Linked DNA regions of Mus musculus: region 2 is linked to region 1. The links are chromatin contacts, found by Hi-C or POLR2A ChIA-PET in ENCODE. All regions are on one chromosome and are shown on one strand. The core of a region is the stretch at or near the end of the contact, and the rest is flanking DNA. Distances in the headings are between cores, read along the strand shown. Region 1 has its middle 66 kb from the start of Gm19510. Region 2 has its middle 17 kb from the start of Trib1.

Region 1 (2,700 bases), core at 102-2,601:
CATTTCAACTTTGCAGGCCACGGTCATGGTCAGGCTTAACCTGGCCCCTAGTTATTTTGTGACCTAGGTGTGTGTCCTTTCTTTCTGGGTTCACTTTTTATTGTAGGCAAAAGGGTTGTTTGGACAATTCACTCTCAAGCCTCTCTGTCTGTTGTAAAACAAATCGACAACCAAGACCCACCAGCGCAAACAGCGGCATAGAGACTCTAAGAAGCACAGACGCTAGTGTGCACGCGCACATGCGTGTGTACGTGTGTGTGTACGTGTGTGTGTGTGTGTGTGTGTGTGTGTGTGTGTGTGTGTCTGTGTCTGTGTCTGTGTCTGTGTCTGTGTCCGTGAAGCTCCCACAGAGAGGATCACACCAGATGGGGGCCATCTCTGTAGGCTTCTGCCTGGGCTCACAGATCAGCTTTAGGGTCCACCCGCACAGCACACCACATTTCCATTTGCACAGCAAGGCTGCATCCTTGTCATTTTCTCTCATCCCAGAGTGCCTGGGGCCAGAGGGGACAGGGCAGGGCCCCCGTGTGCCGGAAACTTTTGTTGACCGTGCACATTTCGCTCTACAGGATCAGCACAGCTGCTGTCTTGCCTCATCTCATCTCTGACCCTGAGGGGTGGCCTTCACCCAGTTTGCTAATGTGCTCAGTTCCTCTTTGGGGCATATGCTTGTCCCTCCAAGTTCTCGTGGCTGCGTGGAAGTGGACCTAGGCCCAGAGGGTGACTAAGAGGGGAAGCCCCTGTACTGTGTGGCTCCCAGAGGCTCCTGGTTGTGTAAGGGCCTTTTTTTTTTTTTTTTTGAGGAGGTTGCAGGCAACAGGATGAATCATAGCAAACACACGTGGCTCTAGCAGGGGACAGTCCTTCCTTATGCTGCTGTGGAAAGCAAAGTTTCTTAAAATGAATCAGCAGTGCCTGTACCCCAGGCTGTGGGAGGAGAATGAGGGTTCGAGTTACAGATTTCCAGAGTATTTGGGTGTGGTCCCCAAGGTCTGACAGTTGAGACTGCAGGGACCTAGGTCTCTGGGTCTTTCAGAGATGGAAGGACCTGCATCGCTCACTTGAGTTTTGGCTGGAGACCTGTTACTTAATGTGCAAAAGCTACTTGTCAGGACTGAAGGAGAGATGGGGTGCATTTTCAAGTGAAGAGACATAGGCTCTGAACCTGCAAGTCCCAGAGGGTCTCCTCATCTGGATAACCCAAGAGAGATATTTCTGGCAGCTATTCAGTAGAAAAGAACTCTTCATGCTTTCCCAAGTAGCAAGGCAGAGAGGAAAGTGGCTAGGAACTACCAAGCTTTGAAGTTAGCGTGAAGTTCACATCCCGTATGGTGTTTTGGAGTGAGTCTGCAGACAGCTGAGCCCTGCTTTCTCTTCTGTAAAATCAGGAAACCGTATCTGCCAGCTGAGCACACTGTGAAGAACACAAGCGGAAGACAGGCACCATGGCAGACTTCCGTAATTCCAGCTCTCAGGGTGAGGCGGGGGTGGGGGTGGGGGACGGTGCGAATGGAGATTGTCACAAGAGTGAGGAAGACCCACAAGGCCCCCAGTAGAGGGCTTTATAGAACTCCTCAGTAGACACTAAGAGACCAGGGTGGATAGCCAGGCATTTTGGCTCATTAGCTGTGTGTTTGTAGGTTTGTCTTTTAGTTGATGTGCGCCTGAGTTTCTTCATGACTTCTTAATAGACTTGATGGATGGGATGATCGTTGCAAAACTGAAAGTGGTTCAGAAGCCTGGGACATTCTGAATGCTGACCAGTTAACAGCAAACCCCGCCTCTTCCCACCTTTCTGAAGTCTATTGGGCCTACATTGATATCATCATATTACATCCTAATGATACCAGGCCCTTTCCTTGATCCTTTGGGGGCCCCAGCTCCTAGCCCAATTCACTCCAGCTCTTTAGAAGATAGAAACAAGTGTAACCTACTGCTATCTAACAAAGGTTATCACAGTGTCCGTCATCTTACCAGAGCTCCGGGCGGGACGGGGTGGGGAAGACAGATGAAGTGATCATTATCAGTTTTATCTTTCAAAAGATAAAATGGGCTTCAGAGAGGTGGAAAGAGTCAGGATTTGCTGTGGTCAGCTGGAAAAAGGCACTGGGTCGATCCGTCTTGGAGGAAAAGGAAGTTCTTAGGTATCTGCTGCTCGTTTCCCTTCAGAGATAAAACAACTTCAGAGTGACCAATCTTTATGCTACAAAAGATGTTGGATGCAGCCCACAGTTAGTCCAAACTCATGGTGCATAAAGACCCAGAGATGAGAGTTCTATTCACAGGTTTTGTCAGGGCAATACACTTAAATTTTGGGATTCCCTTCCCTTCCCTTCCCTTCCCTTCCCTTCCCTTCCCTTCCCTTCCCTTCCCTTCCCTTCCCTTCGCAGTTGTGCTCAAGGGCACTGTGGGAGGGGGTTCATGGACAGGGTAGGATCATTTTAGGATAACTCTGTACATTTTTTGGCCCACCTTTCAATGATAGGTAAGGCCAGTGTTCCCTTCCTTTGAATCCGAGCTGGTCTCTGTGAGTCAGATTCATAGAAGACAGCAGAGGCTTGGCTCTTTGAGGCCCTAGTCTCTCAAAAGCCCACAGAACTCCTACATGGTTTTCTTCTATCACTCCGAAATGCAGGTAAGAGGGCTGACAGCCTCAAGACAGCCATACTGTAGAGGTTTCTCTGACCGCCTCACCAGAGG
Region 2 (2,700 bases), core at 145-2,644, 63 kb before region 1:
AGTATTTTCCAAATGGTTAAAAACGTGTGGTTCAATCCGTGTTGCTTATCAGTAGCAGATCACTAAAGCCCAGTGTTCAGTCTACCAAAACTACCCAGTGATAATGTGTCCATGTCAAGTCCATGCTCGGGATGCTGAGGCAGGGGGATCTCTTGAGCTTTGAATCCAGGTGTTCCTGACTTTTTTCTTTTTTCTTTTCTTTTCTTTTTCTTTTTCTTTTTTTTTTCTTTTTTTTTTTTTTTTTCTTTTTTTGGCAGGGTCTCTAGCCCAGGTTGAACTCAAAATCCCAAATAACAAAATAACCCTACTGGTTCCCAGTGTTGACACAACAGGTTTAGGTGGTGGCAGGGGCAAGCCAGGTGGCAGGGCTTCGTGTGTGCTGGGTAAGCATTCTATCATCAGAGATAGCCCCAGATCCTTCTTTTTTGAGATCTGTTCTTGACATGTAGCTGTAGCTGTCCATGAACTTGGGACAATCCTGCTGCATTAGCCTCTTAAGTGCTGGGATCACGTGTGTACCACTAGGCCTTGCTTAAACCCCAGAGTTTGAGAGTGGCTTGGGGTACATGGCTAGGACCCTTTTTTGTTTTTTAAGTAAAGAAGTAAAATTAAAAATAAAAGGCCAGGAGGGAGGGAGGGAGGGAGGAAGGAAGGAAGGAAGGAAGGAAGGAAGGAAGGAAGGAAGGAAGGAAAAAGTGATGGGAAGGAAGGACATTTGGGGGTGGGGTGGGGCCCTTGTCGGGAGGCAGAGCCTGTTCATCAGGGCTGGGTGAGTCTTGAGCCTCTGCATTTTCAGCTAGCTCCTGGGTGAGGCTGCTGCTGCTGCTAGCCTGAGAACCTCCAGCACCCAGGGAAGAGTCAAAGTGTGAAACACAGGCTGTGCCTCAATGGAGAGAAGTTAATTCTTGAAACTCAGACTATTTGTGACAGAGCAGGTGAGGTAGCACACAAGGAGGGACTGCTGTAACCACAGCCACCTGAGCAGGGTTGATGGCCTTCTCCAGGGCGGTCATCATCTTCATCCTACAGATGGGATCGAAGACCTGCATGCTATCCATATGCGATGGTGCGTGTTTGTAATCCCAGTATCCATGAGGCTAAAGCAGGAGGATTTCTGTGACTTGGAGATGAGAGTGGAGTTCAAGGCCACTCTCTGGGAACAACAGAAAAAAGAAAAGGATTTGGATGCTAAGTTACATAGGTAGGCTGGGGCAGGGGTGTAGTTTTCCAAGACTGGCATCTTCCTGTGTTCCACAAGGCAGCCGCAGGAGCCTGAGGAGGAAGCAAGCCACCTCCCTTGTCTGGACCTGGCTTTCCTATTTGCACAGTGGGAGGCCCGGGCACACATGACCTCCAGGCTCCTTCCCCAGCCTTCTGCTGGAACAGTTTGAGCAGTCCCTGCTGGCTCAGCATGCCCTTGGCTTCGTCCCCACACTGCTTCCTGAAGTGGTGCTGACGTCCCAGAGGCAGACATATCCTTTTCATCCCGTCAAGCCAGAAACTAGCAGAGTTATTGGACAGGCTATTTGTGGGCAGAGCCTTGGAGGGGTGGCCATAGTAAAATCCAGCTCTTGGGCCAGGCAGAACATTCCTCCACACCCCAGAGGCAAGCTTTTCAGCAGCTCTGCAGGTAGAGGCAGCCGGCTTGCGTCAGCTCCAAGCCATGCGGGATCTTATTTCACTGGGAGTCCAGTCTGGGAGCCTTAACCTCACTAGGCCTGAGAGTTGGAGGACATCCAATTGACCTGAGAAAGGTGGCATTCTGAGTCGGGTTCCCAGGTACCTCAGGGCACACACAGCAGAGGTTAGAACCTGCCAGGGTGTCTGAAGAGAAAGTGCCTGGAGCTGGAATTTCTGGGCTAAAATTCCAGGTCTGACTCTCCTAGTCAGCCTGACAGGGAAAAAAATCTCCCTATGCCTCAGTCTCCATATCTGGAAAGACGTGGCTTTTGCTAACAATTGTGTTAGTAGGATAGTGAGAGGACTTTAAAAGAACACCTGGAACAAGCCATTCCCTATATCAGATCTACCTCAGCAACTTGTACTTTTATAATCCCAACTCCCAGTGGCTGGAATAGTATTTAGGACTCACCAAATACACATGAATATTTGCATAATGATTGGTTTAGAAGACCCTACAGGTATGATTCTCTCAAATTGTACTTCTCCCTGCTACCTTCTTTAGATATTGTCTTACTTGGTAGACCAGGCTGACCTCAAACTCACAATCTTTTCTCAGCCTCTCAGGGTTCTGGGGTCACAGCTATGCGCCACTGTACTAAGATTTGTTTCCATCATCTTGACACAAATCAGAGTTTCCTGGGAAGTGGGAGCCTGGATTATGGAATTGCTCCCATCTGGTTGGCCTGTGGGCCCGTCTCTGGAACATTTTCTTGATTGATGATTGGTGTGGGAGGGTCCTCTGTGGCCATTGCCATCCTCAGGAAGGTGGTCTCGTGTTGTGTAAGGAAACAAGCTAATCAGCCATGGTGCATGGAATGCATGCTGTACCGCTAGCCAGCCTATTTGATTTCTGTACCACTGAGCTACGCCTACAGCCAGCCGTTCTGATTTCTATACCATCGAAAGCTAGGAGAAGTGAAGAGAATACCCTTGAACGTCTAATCTCCTTGCCTCCACCCCCTCAGGGCTGGAACTGAAGGTTTGTGTCACCATGTCTAACTTAAGCCATACTGGGGG

What was found. Hi-C counts contacts between places; a loop is a spot of excess contacts on that map. ChIA-PET counts read pairs that join two places held with the same protein, here RNA polymerase II (POLR2A).
Region 2: a map of T-helper 17 cell shows a loop between it and region 1 (2.1-fold over the local background). The contact joins two enhancer-like sites. A Hi-C loop is called at or near these places in 3 of 37 maps with a recorded cell type or tissue (T-helper 1 cell, T-helper 17 cell and regulatory T cell). POLR2A ChIA-PET finds 5 or more read pairs at or near these places in 1 of 5 experiments (Patski).

The regions. Positions count from the first base shown.
Region 1 is chr15:59,727,637-59,730,336 of GRCm38, forward strand. No RefSeq gene overlaps it. Among named protein-coding and RNA genes, the nearest start is that of Gm19510, 66 kb to the right of the region's middle. Within about 2 kb of position 1,352, at least 2 of the 3 ENCODE cell types and tissues checked have a DNase peak (open chromatin) inside an H3K27ac peak, as active enhancers do.
Region 2 is chr15:59,664,206-59,666,905 of GRCm38, forward strand. No RefSeq gene overlaps it. Among named protein-coding and RNA genes, the nearest start is that of Trib1, 17 kb to the left of the region's middle. Within about 2 kb of position 1,395, at least 2 of the 3 ENCODE cell types and tissues checked have a DNase peak (open chromatin) inside an H3K27ac peak, as active enhancers do.